Regions from separate parts of the Mus musculus genome. Here region 2 is linked to region 1. The links are chromatin loops, found by intact Hi-C in ENCODE. Cell type or tissue: heart. All regions are shown on one strand. Links, peaks and the distances in the headings refer to the core of each region. The heading gives the core; the rest is flanking DNA. Region 1 overlaps Cacnb4 (calcium channel, voltage-dependent, beta 4 subunit). Region 2 overlaps Cacnb4 (calcium channel, voltage-dependent, beta 4 subunit).

Region 1 (10,037 bases), core at 1,262-9,261:
TTCTCTGGCATATATAGTGTAGTTAAGTTTTCAAATATGGAAAGCACTATAAGGAGGTCCCATATTCCCTTTTACCCAAGTTGCTACCTGTCATCTCTCACGTACTAAGGTAGGCTGTATGCAAGCCTAGCCTCTTTTCTTGCACAATTCTGGGTATTGCACAGAGAGCGGGTGCTGTTCTCTGGCATCAGCTGGCAAGCATCCTAGACTCACAAATATGAACATGGATAAATTCCAACTCAAAGTTATTTTGCAAGCAGGCTGAGTCAACAAATCTTGGATATTGACTGGGCTTAGTCCTTTAGGAACTGACTCAATATTTTATGAAACTGACTTAGAAAGTTCAGGGGGTCCTCAAAATAATGGAATTAAAATAGGATTTATGATTTCCACCAAGTTCTTGAGTTTACAAACTACAACTGCCTTTATTAATATCTTTCTGAAATTTCTGATTGTCAAGAAGCTCCAGAGTAACATCAAACGTCTGGCACTGGAAATGCTGTGAATCTTGGAAGTTCCCGCTTCTCACAGGGAACACTTCATAGGAACTTGATATAGGGAGAAGACTGTGAGGGTGTCAGCGTCTTAATCTGTTTTCTATTGCTATAGCAGACTGGGTAGAGAGAGGCAGAGGCAGAGACAGAGATAGAGGCAGATAGAGACATGCAGAGAGAGACACGGAGGCAGAGGTATACAGAGAGGCAGAGACAGAGATAGAGGCAGTTAGACAGAAACATGTAGAGAGAGACACAGAGGCAGAGGTACACAGAGAGGCAGAGGCAGAGACAGAGAGACAGAGACAAAGATAGAGGCAGATAGACAGAGACATGCAGAGAGAGACACAGAGGCAGAGACCTACAGAGAGGCAAAGACAGAGAGACAGAGGCACATAGAGAGACAGACAGAGAGACATACAAAGAGACAGAGTCAGAGACAGAGATAGAGGTAGATAGAGACATGCAGAGAGAGAGACACAGAGGCAGAGATATACAGAGAGTCAGAGACAGAAAGACATACAGAGAGAAACAGAGAGAGAGAGACAGATAGAGAGACATACAAAGAGACAGAGACATACAGAGAGACAGAGTCAGAGACAGAGTGGTCTTCCCTCACAGTGTTTTGTTTTTGTTTTTGTTTTAAATTTTAGTTTAGAAGCAAAGGTCGTATGCACCCAAGGCTGGCCTTGAACTCTTGATTATCCTGTGTCTACCTCCAAAGTTCTGGGATTCCAGTTCTTACTACTGTGTCTATTTCACAGTTTTAGAGTCTGAGAAACCCAAGTCCAGCATTAGCTTGGCTTCTGTTGAGGGGATCTTGCTATGTCATGTTAAGGCAAGACATAGACAGTGGCACAGTCAGAGAAAGAGAGAGAGAGAGAGAGAGAGAGAGAGAGAGAGAGAGAGAGAGAGAGAGAAAACTAAAATATAGCAGTGGAAGACAAGTATGCTTTTATACCCCTACTGGCTTCAGCCCAGGAAAACTAGAACTCACTCAAAGAAGAAGGCATTGATCCAGTCACAGGAGTCTATGCCCATGATCCAAATGCCTCCCCCAGCATTGAATTAATAACATAGAAGCTTCTGGAGGGCAAACTCAAACAATCGCAGTTTGGTTCATGACAAAAGGTTGGTCTGAGGCAGGTGGGTTATCTGGTGTTATCCCACGGGGCCCAGCACAATCACTGGAGTTGGGTATAGTCTAGATCTTAAGAGTTCCTAAACTCCACATGTTAAAGGTTTGGTGCCTAATTGTGAGGTGTGGAACTGTTCAAAGGTTGGACTTCCTGGATGGCTCTTGAGTTATTGTGAGCATAAAAGGGATAGTGGGATCCTGCCTCATCCGATTTTCTTCCTGACCACAAGACAAGCAGCCTTGCTCCAACGTGTGCTTCCATCATGCACTCCTGCCATGATGAACTGATTCTCTTCAAGCAATAGGGCCAACCAGCCATGGACTTGACACCTCCAAAACCATGAACCAAAATAGTACTTTCTACTTATGAATTCATTTATCTCAGTAGTGGATGTCTGCCTAATACAGAATCCTTGTAAGGGACAGAGGGGGAGAGAGCACTGTGATAAAGACTCAGCTTTTTCTCCTTCTCCCCCTCCTCCTCCTCTTCCTCCTCCTCTTCTTCTTTCTTCGTTCTTCTTTCTTCTTTCTCCTCCTCCTCCTCCTCCTCCTCCTCCTCCTCCTCCTCCTCCTCCTCTTCTTCTTCTTCTTCTTCTTCTTCTTCTTCTTCTTCTTCTTCTTCTTCTTCTTCTTCTTCTTCTTCTTCTTCTCTTCCTCCTCCTCCTCCTCCTCCTCCTCCTCCTCCTCCTCCTCCTCCTCCTCCTCCTCCTCCTCCTCCTCCTCCTCCTCCTCTTCTTCTTCTTCTTCTTCTTCTTCTTCTTCTTCTTCTTCTTCTTCTTCTTCTTCTGAATTGAAGGAATGGGTTTGTGAGTCAGGAAAGGCAGGTGGTTTACAGGAATCAAAGGCAAAACAGATTCTCCCTGGGGACCTCCCAAGGAGCATGCCTGTCCTGACACTTTAATTTTAGGCCAGTAAAACTCACATTTGCCCATCCCGTCCTCCCTTTCTTTTAGCACTGGAAATGTCATTAGTCTTATAAACCCTTCATTCCTCCCTTTGTCCCTTTCCTGGACCCTCCCTCTCTAGTTTTTGTTTTTTGTTTTTTTTTTCTGTTTGTTTGTTTTGTTTTTTGAAATATGGTCTTGCTATGTAACCCTGGCTGGCCTAATACTATGTAGCGCAGGTTGGGTTCAAATTCGTGACAATCCTCCTGACTTTGCCTCTCTAGCGCTGGGATTTCAGACCTAAGCTACTATGCCTGGCTCCGTTTCTGACTTCTGACTCTCCAGAATTATGAAGTAACAATCTGTGTTGGCTTAGACCACTGGCTCCTGGTCGTTTGTTCAGGCAGCAGTAGCGAGGAGAGATGAAATGGAGCCTGCTGATGAGCACTGCCTCAGCTGCTGCCATCCACATGGCTTTTTAACAAGGTTTATCAACTGATGCTTGTAATTGTCATTGATGGTAGATTATGAAATTAGGGCTTGCCGGGCAGTGGTGGCTCACACCTTTAATCCCAGCACTTGGGAGGCAGAGGCAGGTAGATTTTTGAGTTCCAGGACAGCCTGGTCTACGGTGTGAGTTCCAGGACAGCCAGGGCTACACAGAGAAACCCTGACTCAAAAATCCCACAAAAAAAGAAAGAAAGAAAGAAAGAAAGAGAGAGAGAGAGAGAGAGAGAGAGAGAGAGAGAGAGAGAGAGAAAGAAAGAAAGAAAGAAAGAAAGAAAGAAAGGGAAATAAATAAATTAGGGCTTGTTTCTAAAGGATATTGTTTGTAAAACTGTCAGTTTCCTAAACTAATCAGATATGTTTTAACTTGGCAAAAAAAAAACCCTACAGATTCTAAGGCCAGTTTTCAGACTCTTGAAGATGCATCGTAGCCTAGGCACTTAGCATTGTTTTGCCTGCTTAGTATTATCACAGTCAGAATGCGTGTTTTAGTGGACATTCTTTCCTGGTAAACTAAAACACCAAATTATACATTATAGTACATATATTTGTCTATGCTATCCAATATGCCTATGTTATACGTAGATGATAAGTATCAGACTTAGAGTTAATAAGTCAATATCTGAGCTGGCTCTGAAGACCCCAGACTGTTGAGGTTAAAGAAAAGGAAAGAAACATGAAGCTGTTTGGTTACAACCGTCTTATTCCTCTCCATTAGTATTCACTCAGGAACAACATATTCCAGTTTCTAATAATTTCTAAATTGCTAGGTCACTCACTGAGTACGGCACCAGGATCACCAAACAGAGGAGAAGCGAATCAGAAGGCATTTGTTTTGGAGATCACAACCTCTGCAAGAGGCTTTGTTGCCGTAGTTGGTGCTCATCACGGACAGGAAGGAAAACAAGATAGCGATAATGCAGGCTGGGACAATGTTTTCAAAGAAAGTTCAGGTTCTTACTTTTGCACAGGAAAAATTCCAGTCTGGGCACTTGGGTGGCTTTGGAGTTGATTTGGCAGGGGCAGGGAGAATAAAGAAGGATAGAGCACAGAAAAGCTGGGATTGGGTGGGCTGCAGGCTCCAGTGGAGGTTCACCAGCAGTAGCCTGGAAATTCACAAGGAGATGGGTTTAGCTAATCTCTGTTGTAGGTCTGTGCAAGGAAGCTTTTCAGATTGCCGACACTAAGGAGGAAGCTGTGGCTGATAGTTTCTGCATACAGTGGTTTAAATACTGTACATGGATCAGAGGAAGGCTTTGTGTGTGTGTGTGTGTGTGTGTGTGTGTGTGTTATTTGTACTTGGAGCTACCACCTCCTAAAAGTGTGAAAATTAAGAGGGATCAGGTTGTGGGAGGAGAAAGTAAGGACGGACAGCCCAGCATTTGTGATGTGGAGGCAAAGGGGAAAGTTTGGGGCTGAAGGCCTGAGGGGTCACTGTTACTACTGGCTCTATCACAAACCACTTTATAAGGGTGAGTGTTTCTGAAACATGCTGTGCCTAAGGCCTTTGTTCAGTAACTTTACCATGGAGGTGAGTGCCTTCATATCCAGAACTTTATCCAGCCTACCCCCTTTGATTAGAGAGAACTCCCAGAAGGCCTGACTAAGCCTGGTCCCAGAGCAGTTGAGAAGTGAATCCCTTAGCACCTGGGAACTGAGGCAGCCCTGGCCTGGAGCCCGTCTTCATAGTCAGCTCAAGTTGAACCCTTCCACGGTTCCCAGAGCTCCAGGCAACACAGATTCAGTCATCTACCTTTTGGTTTGGGGAAACACTTTTCAACCAATTACTATTCGAATCTGTTGTGGGCAAACAGAAAGCTTTTGAATTTTGCAGCCTCTGCACACAGAGTAAAGATAGAGTGCACATGCCTTTGTCAGCTCTGACGGCTATGCCCACACCAGTGTGTGCTCCTGTATCACCACACAAGCTAGGCATGGATGCCTGCCTGCCTGCCTGCCTGCACGCTAGCCACAGGCCTGGCAGTTATGCTCAATGTATTTATAGGTTCAGTAGCCAGGGAACATTGGTGCTGTTATGTAACTCTGGAAGCTCTCTGTTTAGGGAAGTGGCCTTATTAGAAAGAGAGATGCTGCTCAGGGACCCAGTGTTGGTATTTTCTGGTACAGCTGAGGCAGCTGCCGAGCTGCCTCTGCTAAGCTAGCAGCGGAAGGAAAGTAAATGGGTCTCCAGAGACATCCAGATTTGTCTCCCGCTCACTACAGGCCTGCCGCTCTCTTTACTTGATGTAAGACATTTGGAGAGGAAGACATAATACGCGCTTGCCAATTCCATTATGCCCAGTGTGTGATTCCGTGCTTAATGCATATTTTGACTGGCTGAATGCCTGCTATATTAAACAAAACTAATGCACAGCTGTATGGCAACAGGAAGACATGGGCCATGTCTGTTCTGGCAGAGAAAGTAAATTTGAGGTATATATCTTAGGGAGAAAACTATAGCACCTGTATTTCCCTACCCTGCCTATCCTGGGTTTTGTTTCCAAACATTCGTTTCTGCCATGTTGAGAAGGGGAGGTACAATGGCGGTACGGTGGAGCTCCCGGTCAGCTCCCAGAATGCTTTCCGAGTTGTGCACAATGCGTGTAGACGAGAAGAGCAAGCAGAGTACACCAGAGCTTGGTTCAGATCCCAGCGCAGCCTCCTCACTCTGCCTCACGACTTCCGACTGTGTGCTTATCTCGGACTGAGCTTTGATCAGTCTTCTGACCTACTTATTCTTTTTTAGCCCATTGCCAATACATTTTAGACTCAAGTTCACCATGGGGTCGTTTGGAACTTCAAAGTTAGACCCCAGAGCAGATGGACATCCCACAGAGAGTCAGCCAGTCTTGCTAAAGCCTTCCAAATGGGCAAGTCACCTTTTAATCCAGTGTGGCTTCATTCTTTCACAACGGGGCACTATTCCGGACATCTGAGGACTGTTGACTGACGGTGGGTGAGAATCCACATTCAACCTGTCTTCTTATTGACGTGTTTGTGCCAAAGGCAAGCTGAGTTCCGTTAGCTGATTGTTGCGAATCTGACAGCATAAGTAGCTTTCCAAATGACTCCTCTTAACTTTGAACAAATAACTTGCTCATTAAGACAGGGTGGCATTTAAGTGCCAGAGTCTCTGAACTTTGGGACTCTTGGTTTTTCATGCCAGATCCTTTTCCTCTGGGCCTGTCCTGTGGACTGTAGCACATTTGCAACATCCTTACTTCTACCAAGCATCTTGTATTATTATTTCTTCTTCCTCTTCTTCCTCTTCTTCCTCTTCTTCCTCTTCTTCCTCTTCTTCCTCTTCCTCCTCCTCCTCCTCCTCCTCCTCCTCCTCCTCCTCCTCTTCTTCTTCTTCTTCTTCTTCTTCTTCTTCTTCCTTCTCCTCCTCCTCCTCTTCCTTCTCCTTCTCCTTCTCCTCCTCCTCCTCTTCCTTCACCACCCCCCCCCCCCGCTGTCATTCCTACCCAACTTCACATGTTCATATTTTTAAACCCACAAAGTCCACTGAGAGCTGCCTGTCTGTGTATGGATGTATAGCCACCTACCCTGGATCATGGGTAGCCTCTCAGAGGCTACATTCTTGAACAATACTGACATCTCCCACCCGCCCCCCCCCCCTGCAGCCATCAGTTGCCAATGGCTCCTCAGATAAGGGTGGGTCTCCCTGAGCCCCTCCCCCTTGGGGATAGGATTTTGGCTGGCATGATCTCATATAGGTCTTGTGCCTGCTATCCTTGAAAATCTCCCCTTGACTGTCTGTCTCCCCATGGGTTGACCCAGATTTCTGTGCCGTGATCTTTGTAACTCTTTCATCACTTGTAACCCTTCCTTCCTTGGTTCCCAGGGTCTTCCGCATCCCTTCATGTGGCTGATCCCTGCGACCTAGCAAGGCTAAAGGGTGCCAGGGAGGTACTTGGGAGGCCGATTTTAGCAGCCCTGTCCTGAGAATGCCTGCTCAGGTATTCTGAGTGGCCTTAACCATCCCGACTGTTGCAGCAAGACTAAAACCTCCCTTCTCTATCATCAGGCAAAAAAAAAAAAAAAAAAAAAAAAAAAAAAAAAAGCACAACTTCTCTTTGCCTTCAAAATGGTCCCTCCATGGTGTCTGCTTTCAAACTTCCCAAAGTGCTCAAGTTCACCACCTTGCCCTAAATACATCACTTTTTATCCTGTAAGGCCTGGAACATGGATAGCAGCAGCAAATGAGCACCTTATTTTCTGCCGTTAGTGCCCGGTGCGCCTGGAAAAGTCCTTTGCTGAAAGGCGGCTCTCCTGGTGCCTTGTGCCTGTCTCCCTATGCCTTCCTTGCTCGGGCTTCTGGAGCAGCAGGTGCCGTCTTTACTTCCTCATCTGCAGTCCTTGTTTCTAACCCAGACCACCAAAGCCCCTTGAGGAGGATTTGAGGACTTTTGATCCACCCATGAGCCCTCTGAAACACAAGTGCATGATGCTCTTTATTGCTGGGTCCAGTTTGCTATTTCTCTGTCTCAGTTTCTTTTAATTAAAAATGGTGCGCTGACCTGATTGAAGTATTCTTAGCCTTAACCTCAACTCATAGCTGTGGTGCGTTTGAAGCAGCGCTTGACTTGATGGCTTCCCTGGCCTGTCTGTCACACGTGGAATGAAGGAGACAAAATGGCAAAAATGGCTGAGATGTTGGATTGGAGCAGCTTTATTCAGGATCTATTAGTATTTGAGTTTTAAAAGCATATACTCAAAGTAATAATGCTATCCTGAATCTCAGGGATTATAAAAGAAATCAGAGAACACTGGTGAAATCTGATAAATGCTTGAGATTTTATTAAAAATGAGGATCCAGGGCTGGAGAGATAGATGGCTCAGCAGTTAAGAGCACTGGCTGCTCTTCCAAAAGACCTAGATTCAATTCCCAGCACCCATGTGGCAGCTCACAACTGTAACTCCTGTCCTAGGGACTCTGATACCCTCACACAGACACATGTGCAGTCAAATCACCAATGTGCATAAAATAAAAATTAAATTAAATTAAATTAAAAAATAATAATAAATGAGAAGCCAATATCATTTTTTAAAGTTGTGATATGTGAGACTTGGTTATCTAAGGTGTCTAACGTTACAGGAGGGGAATCTAAAATTATTCAGAAATAAAAGGTTTATTTTTAGTGATAGCAAATATTTCTCTCTAAGGTGACTTGGGCCACTTCTATTTCTTTGGCAGTCAGTATATTAAAGATTTGATCGTGGAAACGCTGTTAACATGAAATGTGGCTTTATGCAGACATCTGTACCTGTCTAATTGCAGTTTAGTGTCCTCGCTCGTGGTCTTTCTTCTGTTTCTCCCGCATCTACAAGTTAGTTCCTCATTCATGTTTCAATAAGCACTGATACTGGCAAGTACGGGCTTAACCTCAAGGAAAAGAGATGAATCCACTCTGCAGTCCGAGGGTATGTAAGGTGGGGGCTGGAGATCCGCAGACCGGAGACAGCTAGCACATAGCACAAGCACAGGAATGGCGTATGCTCCCTAAGGCATGAGTGCCAACTGAGCTGGTCTATGGGGAGCACTCTGAAGGTGACGCACCCTTGCTTTCAACACATTGCAGGCATTGGGATGAAAGTACTGACGCTCATGTAGGTGGTAAAACCTCTCTATCTGGGGCATTTGGGGAGTGAGGGAGCTACTGGCTTGTTAGCTTAGCACAAGGGGAGCTGGTGAGTGGGCCTAGGGTGGAGCAAGGTGAAGCTGGGCAACTAGGAACTGTCTTAGGCCTATCACACCCAACAGTGCCACTCATTGCTGGGCTAAGACTGGGCCCTCACTCTTTAGAGACAAAACAGCAACAGAATCCCCAACCTAAGCATTTTCTCCCTCTTTACTCTCATCAATTACAGCGTCTCGGGTGCTTCCTAAAAATACAGTAACTCTGACAAAGATGAACTTTCCATGAAAGGCCCCAGGGGTTGGGAACACTGATGTATTTTTGAGCTTATATAGGTATTAATGCTCAATAATGATTTCTACTTAGGCAATAACACAAAGGGCAATGGTTTTTTTTTTCACCCCTGCAAAACAGTGAGACATGATTTTTTTCCCTCTTCTCTATTCACAGGGAAGCCAATGTCCAAAACCACTTCCTAATTTTAAAAACTCTGTGCTGAAGTGAGTGATGCTCCTCTCAGGGGGGTGGGGGGGTGGGTTTCTTCTCTTTAAGCTTTCTGACACCATGGTCTGTGCTTCAGTTGGGACCAAGAATAAACATGCATCTGAGTAATTTTTATCGGTGTAGTGTATCCCTAATTTTTACTAATGCCCCTTGATTTCCTTATCTGTTTGTTTGTTTTGAGGAAAATGCCAGTTTTCACATTCTGAGTCTTCTCGCCTTTGCTAGAAGCTGCCAAGTAGGTAGGTGAGAGTGTGATTTGGCTGCTGCAGAGCTGAGGACGAACTTGACAGAAGAAGTAGAATATTCTCCCGCAGTACAAGTGGTTTCAGAGCTTGCTTCAGACAGAAGATGATATATCTGCGTGTGTGGTCACTGATTGGATCCTGGCATGTAGGCTTCCCTGCCCTGGATGTCTACAGATCTCAGCACCACTTAGTCATTTGCTCTATGCTGAGCCTTTCTCCGTCAGGGACGATGCTATAGGCTGTGAGAAATGTCACTTATGGGGTAAAGGCACTGTGGTGCTATGGCAACTTGTACTTGAAGAAGCCAATAAGCTCAGCTTGACATCCACTTTCTATTGTAAAGTCTAAACCATATGTGTAACCGTTGTGTTGTTAAATTAGTTTACACATGCTCACTCCTGCACGTGTGCATGCATGCATGCATAGCCTTAAAGAGAGCGCAATGTCTGCCTAAGGCTTGTAAACACTTGGCTATGACAATCAGACCATCCTCTTTGTGACTGTGAGACGTTCTCATCTGCTGCAAAGCAAGTTAGATTTCAGTCTGGGAGATGATTGACATATGGAAAGTGTGTTTCGGGTGAAGGTAACGTGCATTTCATATTATTCACAGCATATGAGAA
Region 2 (10,037 bases), core at 1,366-9,365, 76 kb before region 1:
TCTGGGTCCTCAGTTCTGAACCTCCAAGACACAATGCTTGTCCAGTTCTTCCTCCATTAATCCTTGGCTGTCTGGGCAGCGCATGAAGGTCTCGACACTCCCAGCCAAATGAACACATGGGAGAGAAGCTAAGTTCAGATTTGCTACTTTTGAGCCGAATTCAATAGATGAGAAGAGGAAATGGAGGCTGTGATTGTGTTATTCAGGCTGTGGGGTGGATGTAAGCAGATGGAGTTTTAAATTCCATGCTAGTATCAGTTACTGCAGTGCATTCCCTGAACCCAGGTAAGCTGCTGAAGTCAATGGATTTAGAGAAAGGTAACCACAAGGGCTGGGAGATGGCTCAGTGGGTAAGGTACTCGTGGTATACAAGTGTGATGGCCTGAGTTTGGATCCCCAGCATTTATGTAGAAGTGGGCTATGGTGGCACTGGGGGGTGGGGGCACATCTACAAGCAGATCCTTGGGGCTCCCTGGAAAAACTAGTACTGCCAAAATTATGAGCTCCAAAATCAGTGAGAGAGCCTGTATCAAGAAATAAGATAGAAAGAACAGTAGGCATATTAATGTGGAAGGGGGGATATTTGCAGAGTCTACCCCTAGACAAAGGAACTACCGGCTGTTGGCTGCTGGGGAGAGAATCAGCCTCTCTCAGGGATGAGCCCTCTTATTGGTTATCCAATGCAAAATGAAACCATAGATACACAAACAACAAAAAATGGGATCAGCAAGTGATAACTACATATACATATATATTCTATTATTTATATGTGTGTATGTGTGAAACAAATATGATCAAAGAAAAAGGCTATTAACTTGAAAGTGTCAGGGTATGAGAAGGGTTCACGGGAAGGCACTTGGGAGTTAGAAAAGAGAGGAAAAAGTTGGGGAGGTGATACAATTCTATCTCAATTAAAAACATTAAAAAATAAATGTCATTCTAATAACAATAAGAAAATAAGATGGAAAGTGACAGACAAAGATGCAGTGTTGACCTCTAGCCTTCATATGGGAACTCATGAGCAGCTGTGCCCCTCCCCATGTGGACACACACACATAAATTCCACCCAAAACCACACACATGCATACATATACACACATATGCACACACATGCATGCACACATACACACACATACATACACACATATACACACATATGCAAACATGCAGACACATACATGCACATACATACACACATATACACACATATGCACGCACATGCACACACACACATGTACACACACACACACACACACACACACATTCAACAACAAAACGAAGACAGTCTCCTTAATAACAACTTGCTCTGATTGTGTAAGTACAGGCTCCTCTTGTAGACTTCGACCTTCTTCGCCAGGTCACCTCTCCAATAACTTGGTAGCTATAAACCTACTTGGGGACATAAATATTTCAATAAATATTTATGAAATAAATAATATTTATTGAAAACCAGTCCAAGGACACGTTTTCTTCATCCCAGGAAGCACAATAGCGCTCATGAACATTCCTGGGTGGGTGGTGTACACAGCTCCAATGCCAGGTTCTTCCAGGATGTAGCCTTAGTAATGCTATTGGCGCGCGCATCAGTTCGTGTACAAATTCAAGGCCTTCTTGGAGGGGGTTAACACTTATCAAGCCTAGTGTATTATCCTTCTCTTGTGTTAGCCATGTTTCTGAACAGCTACCAGTTACAGATCTTATATTCAAATAGCTCACCAGGGATGTTTTCTCATCTGACCTCACAGTGACCTTGGCGCCTGAGAGCCTGAAAGAGTTTTCATTACACAACGGACTGAAGAACACTCCTGGTGTGTGTCTGAGGGGAGAGTCGGTTTGGCAGCTACCTTGGCACTTAATGCTTGCCAACCTCTCAGCAAGCATGCTTGCCAACTTGGAGGGCCAGCAGTACTTTAGAATGTGTTTTGTTGAGTATAAACTTTGGAAAACATTTCAGCCAGTTTCTGCAAACTTTTCTAATCCCATGTGTGATCAGCATGTGGGCTTCAAGTCTAAGTCTGCTTTCTGTTTTCACTCGCTGGGGCACAAAAGTCATAAAGATTTGCAAGCGCGGAGGGCCCATGCTTGAATGTCCTATCTGCTAGTCTGTGTGAAGATCCCATGAGGTCTCTTGTGGAGCAGGGACCCTTTTCCAGATAACAGGTAGAAATATAACCTGTACCGTTAGGATGGCTGGCTTACTAGCATGTTTGTGTTCGGATGTGTTCCTTTAGATTTTATCAACTCATCGAGGCTATAAAAATGGTTCCTAGCTTCTGACTTGTGTGTGTGTGTGCGCGCGAGCGTGCGTGCGTGCATGTGTGTGTGTTTGGAGAGAGAGAGAGAGAGAGAGGGAGAGAGAGAGAGAGAGGGAGAATGTCCCTTTGTGTATAACTCACTCTTTAGTATCTCTCGTAATCTGTCTTCTTGGCCTGCGTACTTTTCACCTAAATGTTGGTCCATTTGTACCGTGCCCCCTTCTTCCTACAAACTCTGATTTGACTAAATTTCCCTCTCCTGCGCCATCTCTCCTGGACCCAAAGCTCCAATTATTGTCTCCAAGCACACACATGGGTTTTCTGAGTCAAACCTAAATAGGATCCACAAATTATTTTGTCTCTAAGAGTGCTTCTGGATATAGGTATGTACCAAAACTATGTTTCAGAGCCTGACCTTATTCGAGAGGCATCCTTGTCCTGACTTCTCACACTTCCGGAAGAGTGTACCAGAGTTGAGAACCTTGTGAGATCCACTCACACAGCCCTGCCAGTGGGCGCCAGGTGGTGATGACTGAATTTGGAAGCTGACGAAGGTGTCATTTTGACAGTTCATAGAACTGAGGTTTTGCTGTGTGCATGGCTTAGAAAACCATCTAGGCTGTAGAATCTTTTCAAGGCCTCTTTAGTGACACAGCTTGACCTAGTCTTTGGAGAAGTGAAAGTCACTCAAAGGGTGTTCCATGTTCAGTTCACACTGGCTAAGTGCTTGAGGGTGTCAGTGTCTCCTAGGACAACAGAATGAGTCCCCTTGAGTAACGTAAGAAATGATAGGAAGCATTGCATTTCTAACTTGACCTGTGGGCAGCATATGGCTTCCTTGGGAGCTGGCTTGCATTTGAATAACCCGAGAATCATGTTATTATGGTCTGGGAAGCAGCTATGTTATTTCTGGAGAGACCAGGAACTTTGTACTGAGAAGTCAGGGCCTTCCGGGGACCTCGTCGGAGGAACTCACCCTGGCAAGAGTTCTGGCCAGTGTCTGTTGTATTTGTTTTCGTGACATCATTTTACTAAGTCCCTCAAGTCTATAATTGCTTTAATGTTGCATTCTTCATCCTTGAAAGAAAAACTAATAAAGCAAGGAGCGAATGTGCGTTTATTGTTTCATACCCCCCCAGGGCGGGGGGGGAATGGGGGAAATGGAAGAGAAAAGCACTTTTTAAAAAATAACGAATCTAACATGGTGATGGCCCGTGCATGTAATCCTACTAACCTGTGGCTCAACGAACTGGAGTTCTGGGTCATTCTCAGGACAGCCTGGGCTACATGGGACTTTGTCTCAAGATACTTGCCCTCCTCCCCCTATCAGCATGTACAGTCTTATTCCAGGGCTGAGGAAATGGCTCAGTGAAGAAACGGCTTGCTGGCTAAACATGAAAATGTGAATTTGGATTTTTTGGCTCACACATAGCCAGGCACCGTAGTACCCACTTATAATCACGTTACTGGGTAAGGGCAGAGATAGGCAGGCTACAGGGGTTCCCTGTCCAGCCAGACTTGCTGAGAGATTGAGTTTCTGGTTCAGTGAGAGACCTCATTTCAGAAAAAAATAAGGTAGAATGTAATAGAGGGAGACATCCTGATGGCCACATGCTTGCACATGCATATACCATACACAAATAAGTCAAGAGAGTCTTAGCCTGAGGTCAAGCTGGCTCTTGGGGCTTCATGCATCCTCTCCTGGCTCACCTTCAACTTCAGCTCAGCTGAGATAGACAGTTCCTCCATGTGCAGCCTGCTTCTTTTACTTCTTGGAACTCAAAGGTTTTCTCCCTTGATGTCAGAAGAGCTTGCTTGAGCCAAGCCTGTCCTCAGATAGGACTGGTCACTTCCTCTCTGCCAATAGGGCAGGAGTGTTGACAGTTAAGTGCATCAGCCCGCTGTCCTTTGAGGGCAGGTTTTGTTACTTGGTGTGTCTCATGGCACCAAGCCCACTTGCAAGCTTTTGTAAGCAGCGATATACCCTTGGTTGGCCTTCCTTCTTTCTCTGATCCCATCTCTTGTCTCCCTCACTCTCATATCTTGTGATCTTTCTGGAAGACCTGAGGTTTCGCTCTCAGGGAAGGCAGATTGACAGCTACCATCCCAGGAAGATGAGGGAGCCAATACTAACACTTCTTTCAAACTCTTCTTTGAATTTCCTGGAAAGATAACTTTTTCAAGTGTAAAAAAAAAAAAAAAAAAAAAAAAGAAAGAAATTAAATTTGGAAGTCAGAAAGCCTGAAGGAGCGGATTCCGGTGCTTATTATTATGGTAGAGAAAGACCCTCAGACTCTCTGCTTTGGCCTGCAGGGTCTCTTTATTTTTAAATTTCTCATCTGTAGTTATTGACATGCTACTTGGCACGTTTTCAGAGTTTGACAACTAGAGTCCATTCCCAGTGCAGAACCATTTGTGTAAAATCATGTGTAAGAGGACGCAGTGGAGGGTTGTCTGCTCAACTGTGTGTCTCCAGGTAGATAAAGAATGGAAAGCGATTGTTCTGGTTGTTTAGGGCCAGCATGTGAAGATAGCCCCGAGAACACCGTAGAGCCATGCAAACAAGCTCCAGGGAAGAGCGACTCACCAGGCTGAACTCCGGTCAATCCAGGGTTGCTGGTTCTAGTTATCGATTAATAAGAGCCAAACTGGACCTCCAAAAATGGAATCACGGTTCTCAGAATCAAGGCTAATCTGGAACTAAAGTGTGCGTTAGTTAGAAGAGGTGAGTGGCTCACCTCCCAAGTTTGAAGGCCACAGCCTTTCCCAAAGGGCTTTTATGACAGTCATGTGTTGGAGATAATCTGAGCCTTATCACAAAGAGGCTCCCGTCAGAGACCTTCTGATGTTAGGACAGGTTTAAAGAGAAACAGGCTAAGCAGTTTTAATATAATTTGCTTTCTTATGCTTGCCATTGCAAAGTTAGTCTTACTAGGCATTGCCATTTCATACAGACAAACCAGCATTCCCAGTTAAAAGATAACATTTAAAAGGACATTTTATCCAGATATTCTCAAGGTTTCGGTGGTCCTACGTGCTGTCTTATTGAGCAGTTTTGAAGCAGCTCCTTGGTTTTTCTTTATCTCCTCGTAATGTAGCTGACTGATTACTTCCTTGTTCTGTTTGCTTGCTCACATGAAATTGCATCTCCTTAGGATCCATGATACATGTGCCCACAATGTTAGCCAGAGAGAGTATAAAACGAATCAGATGTGTTCAATACAAATGTTCTTTACCGATGGCGAAATTTAGTCCCAGACCTTGGAAAACTCTATTAAAGATGTTGAGTGAGACTGTCCAGCAGGTACTGTGGTAGTGGTCAAATAACCAAATATTGTGCTGTCCAGTGCCCGTCCTTCCTGGAGTTGAAGCTCTTCCTGGTGTGCCGGTTCCTGCCTGAGCCTGGGAAAGCCCACAGCAGACAGGTAATCCTAACTGAAGTGGTGGGGTGGAGCCACAAGATGGCTCCCTTCTGCAGGGCTTCCAGATAGAATTGTCTAGACTGATTTTCACATGACCCATGAGGGGGTGTGAAGAAGGTAGAGCATTTGTTTGAGGAAGGATGCTCAGGGAATGTGCTTAGACATCTGGGAGCACTTAAGTATAAGCACTGGGAACCCCAGCATGGGATGACCTGGAAGGCTGTATGGGGAACCATAACGAGAGATGGGGCTGGGCACACCAGAACGGGGCATCTTATCCCCAACCATGTTTTGAACTTCGCATTTAAAAGACAGTATTTGCTTATTTGTGTGTATGTGTGCACGCATGTCTTTGGACTTGTGAAGAGGTCAAAGGAAAACTTGAGGGAGCGAGGAAGTGCTTGCTCCTTCCACCACGCCCATGGATCAAACATAGGTAGGTCATTGGGGCAGCAACTTCCTTTAACCCCCAGGCCATCTTACCAGCCCAAGAGTTCACAATTTATCTCATAGATAAGGTACTGTGGTTACCATTTGAGCTGTCATTTGTTGACTGTGTTGATAGTCAAGATGTGCGTGGCATGTAAGGTTGCGGTATGACCAAAAAGGAGGTGTGAGCTAGGGAAGAGCCAGGAAGGAACTGGAGAAAAAGAGCATTCAGCAGTTGTTAGGGTGAAGAATAGCAAACTGGAGTTCAGTGGCAAGGAAGGTCAACAGAGTGAGGAATGGCTTTCACATTTCCAGCTGGGCAGATGGTATTATTCTTTGTTATAAACAGGGGCTCGATTTGGAAGAAAATGGTGATAAGTTTTTAACTGGACCTGACAAGTCCAACCTAGCTGTCAGACATCCAAGGAGGGATGTGTTCTGAGCAGCCAAATTGGTGGTTTTGGAAATCCAGATTTGACTAGGCATATCTACTTATGGAAGGTAGATCTCTGAAAATATTTGAGAGGTGGCCAGAGGCAAAGCCCCAACAAAGGAACTTGAAAAACCATGACCTGAGAGCTAGAAGCCAAGCCAGAGAGACATGCCACAGACACAGGGAAACAGGAGAATGTCTAGCAGAAGGGAGGCCAGCAGCACCAGGAGTCAGGTGAGGACTGTTAAACACGGTGACTGAGCTCACCTGTAAGCTTTGCAAGGGCGGTTTGAGTCAAGGTGGAGATGAAGGCTGGATTAGGATAAAGGAAGAACATGGGACAAATGAAGCCTTGTGGGCCAGTGGTAGTGATAGATACACTCTCAATATGGGCCGCGAAGGACAGGCAGACCGAGGTGTATGGCTGGAAAAGGAGCCAGGGAGAAGTGGTTGGTATATGAGATTAACGGGGTATTGGTATACTGCTGTGCATAAGTGAGGCTAGCCAGTTGTATTGAGAGAGCACTCAGAGTTTATGTTGAGGCTGATACTTTGCAGTTCTGAACACGGGTGGCTCAGACTGAAGAGGAGGAAGGAGACTTCTTGACAAATGGACTAGAAAGAGGCTTAGTCTTCTGGGCAGAACAGGAAGTTGACTCTTATGTTTACGACCTATGGAGCAGATTGTGAAATAATTTGTTCACAAATTGTCTGTTAGTGGCAAAAAGAGAGATAAAGAGAGAAAAAGACTGTGGAAGATTCCTGTGGCCGGAGGGAAGCCGAGGGCAGTTATGGATGGCGTGCCAGAAAGTCCTTTTGGGCTCAATGTTTGTGACTCCCTGGGAAGTCAGACATTGACACCTTCATGTCCAGCGTTATGGCATTTGGAGTGGGGGTCTTGGGATGTAATTAAGTCTTGAGGGTAGAGCTTCAAGATGGTATTAATGTCGGGGCCTACTCTTACGTGCAAATCCCATCACTTGAGAAGCAGGTGCAGAAGGATTATCTCAAGTTCAAAGTCAGCCTAGGTGATAGGGTGAATCCTGGGGTAGCCTGAGCCTTATATTGAGAGAGAGAGGGAGAGGGAGAGGGAGAGGGAGAGGGAGAGGGAGAGGGAGAGGGAGAGGGAGAGGGAGAGGGAGAGGGAGAGGGAGAGGGAGAGGGAGAGGGAGAGGGAGAGGGAGAGGGAGGTGTTAGTGTCCTCTCTATACCCTGCTGCCGAGGCACCAGGAGAAAGTGCAGCGAGCACCTGGTATGAGTTTTCAAACTGCCACTTCTTTCCATCCAGAGTCAACTGCAGTCTATAGGCCAGGGACTATGGGCCCTTTTATTATCTGGTTTACAGTGGAGTTTACAAGAATATGAAACTGCAGGTAGCCTTTGCAACCTACCTTGAACCTCACATCCATCTTCAAACTGCCAATTATGCCTTTGCATATCAGAAAACAAGTTTTTACAAATTAGTCTTTGCTCTTTCTTTCTTTCTCTCTCTCTTCCTTTCTCTCTCTCTCTTTCTTTCCTTCCTTCCTTCTTTCTTTCTTTCTTTCTTTCTTTCTTTCTTTCTTTCTTTCTTTCTTTCTTTCTTTCTTCTCCTCTTCTCTGTGTAGCCAAGACTGTCCTGGAACTCACTCTATAGATCAGGCTGGCCTTGAACTCAGAGATCTTCCTGTCTCTGCTTCCTGAGTGCTGAGATTAAAGGAGTGTGCCACCACTGCCTGGCTGAGTCTTTGCAGGTATTTTTTTTTTTTTTTTTTTTTTTTTTTTTTGATAACGGCTCAAACTGACTAAAGTGAGAGGCTGGAAGGTGGCCTGAGGTAATCTCTGTAATGTGAGTAGCTGGGATTTCCTTCATCTGTCTGTTAGCCGCCTCAGCATAGTACGGAAAAGGTTTTTGATTTCGTGTGAGTTGGTGAAATGGGAAAAGCCCATGTACTGAATCAAAGCATGGGTGGGTAAGGCCTGGAGGGACCCGTGGGGTGAGAACTGCGGAAGGAGGGGAATTGAGAAGGCAGTTAGAGGCATGATTGGAGTTTTATCCTTGGACAAGAAGCTGGGTTTGTCTGTCCCTTTGATGTTGTCTGTTGTCCTCTTTGATTTTTGTTTGGGGGAAAAACCATACACGATGACATTAATCTACAGTTTATAAACTCCAGTAACTTTTCAGGAAGATTTCTAATTTACTCTGATTTCTAGACTAACTGTATCCTCGTCGTCCAGCCTTTCAGACCGCTGTGTTTCAGTTGGTGATAGATTATTTGGTAAGGAAGAGAACATTGAAAAAAGATCTCGTGGACTCAGAATTTTAAGAGAGAAGCCCTGTCTCTGATGGTTATGTGTAAAGAGTTGTTTTTAGCGAGATTATCTGAGCAGCCGAAGATGGATAGTGCATAGTGAAAGAGACGTTGTCACTATAAATGGAAATCTACAAAAGGGGAGCCGCTGAGCTTGGTGGGCCCCACCGGCCCTGTGAATCACTCTCCTGCACGCACACCCTTACTCAGTTATCTGAGCTAGCAGCTTCTGAAGTGGCACTAAATTTAGACAGTAAAATAAAGGAAGAGAGGGGAGAGGGCGGGTGTGGTGGTTTGCGGTGACACTTGCCAGTGCTTAGGTGTGAAGGTGCGACCTTGTGACTTGCAGTCTCGGGTGTGTGTCCTGTTTGCTACTTTCAGCACCAGAGCTGGTTGTCTTGCTAATAATGCCCCTTTAATTTAGCTCAAAGCACCAGAGAGACTCCCTTCCTTTGGAATGTGTCACCGCAGCTGATGGTGCTTAGTGCTGTGCCTTGGTTTTTCCTGGCCTGAGGCTTTTTTTTTTTTTTTTTTTTTTTTTGAGGGTGATGTCCATGGAAGAAACAACCCAACCTCAGGCAAAGTAGTTTCAACCAAGCGAGCCAGTTGAAGTACCCGCTGGACTGCAGCTGTATATCTTAAAGAATGTTTATTGCAACATGAAGATTTAATTTTTCAAGTTCAGATAGCCTATCCACCAATTGTCAGTTAATTCTTCGGTTGGCATACTGACGCCGGAGCATGGTGGTAATTTTCCAGAAAGGACACAAGAATTCACTGGAACCCCCATTTTATTTACCAAAGTAAAACCAGTCCCTTGCTCTTCTTGCTGGGAAATCAAGTGCAAATTTTCCACAGTCTTTGGCTCACCCATGCCCTCTGACCCAATAGTTACTGCACACACACGTTGTCAGCACTTACATTTCTCCCCTATCTATTCTTCCATGACGGGTTCTGGGGTAGTAGGAGTGGCCACGTTTAGCACCTGAGAGGAGAAGGAAGAAACATAAAAATAACTCATGAAGAGCTCCCCGTGCTAGTGATTGCTAAGAGTTCATTTAGACCCCTCATCCTCCTAGGATGGTAGCTGTCAATCTGCCTTCCCTGGTCTGGTCCCTCTGCTTGTCCCACCCAGGGAGGAATTGTTTGCAGCTACTACACTTGGTCCAGCACAGCGGAAGTAGCTGATTGCCTGGGCTTTTCTTAT

What was found. Peaks named below come from ENCODE experiments on the same cell type or tissue, not always from the same donor. Only the 100,000 strongest peaks of a DNase experiment are listed, where the experiment ranks them.
Region 2: a loop joins it to region 1, with 2.2 times the contacts of the local background. A loop is called at or near these places in 3 of 42 quality-filtered maps.

What each region holds. Positions count from the first base shown.
Region 1 is chr2:52,495,101-52,505,137 of GRCm38, reverse strand. All of the region lies in intron 2 of Cacnb4 (calcium channel, voltage-dependent, beta 4 subunit), which reads left to right. Among named protein-coding and RNA genes, the nearest start is that of A430018G15Rik, 75 kb to the right of the region's middle. In heart, for the core only: no CTCF peak of the experiment used is centred there; a DNase peak (open chromatin) is centred at 5,147.
Region 2 is chr2:52,570,824-52,580,860 of GRCm38, reverse strand. All of the region lies in intron 2 of Cacnb4 (calcium channel, voltage-dependent, beta 4 subunit), which reads left to right. Among named protein-coding and RNA genes, the nearest start is that of Cacnb4, 100 kb to the left of the region's middle. In heart, for the core only: a CTCF peak has its summit at 5,710 (motif pointing right); DNase peaks (open chromatin) are centred at 1,780, 4,110 and 9,100; H3K27ac peaks cover 2,672 bases.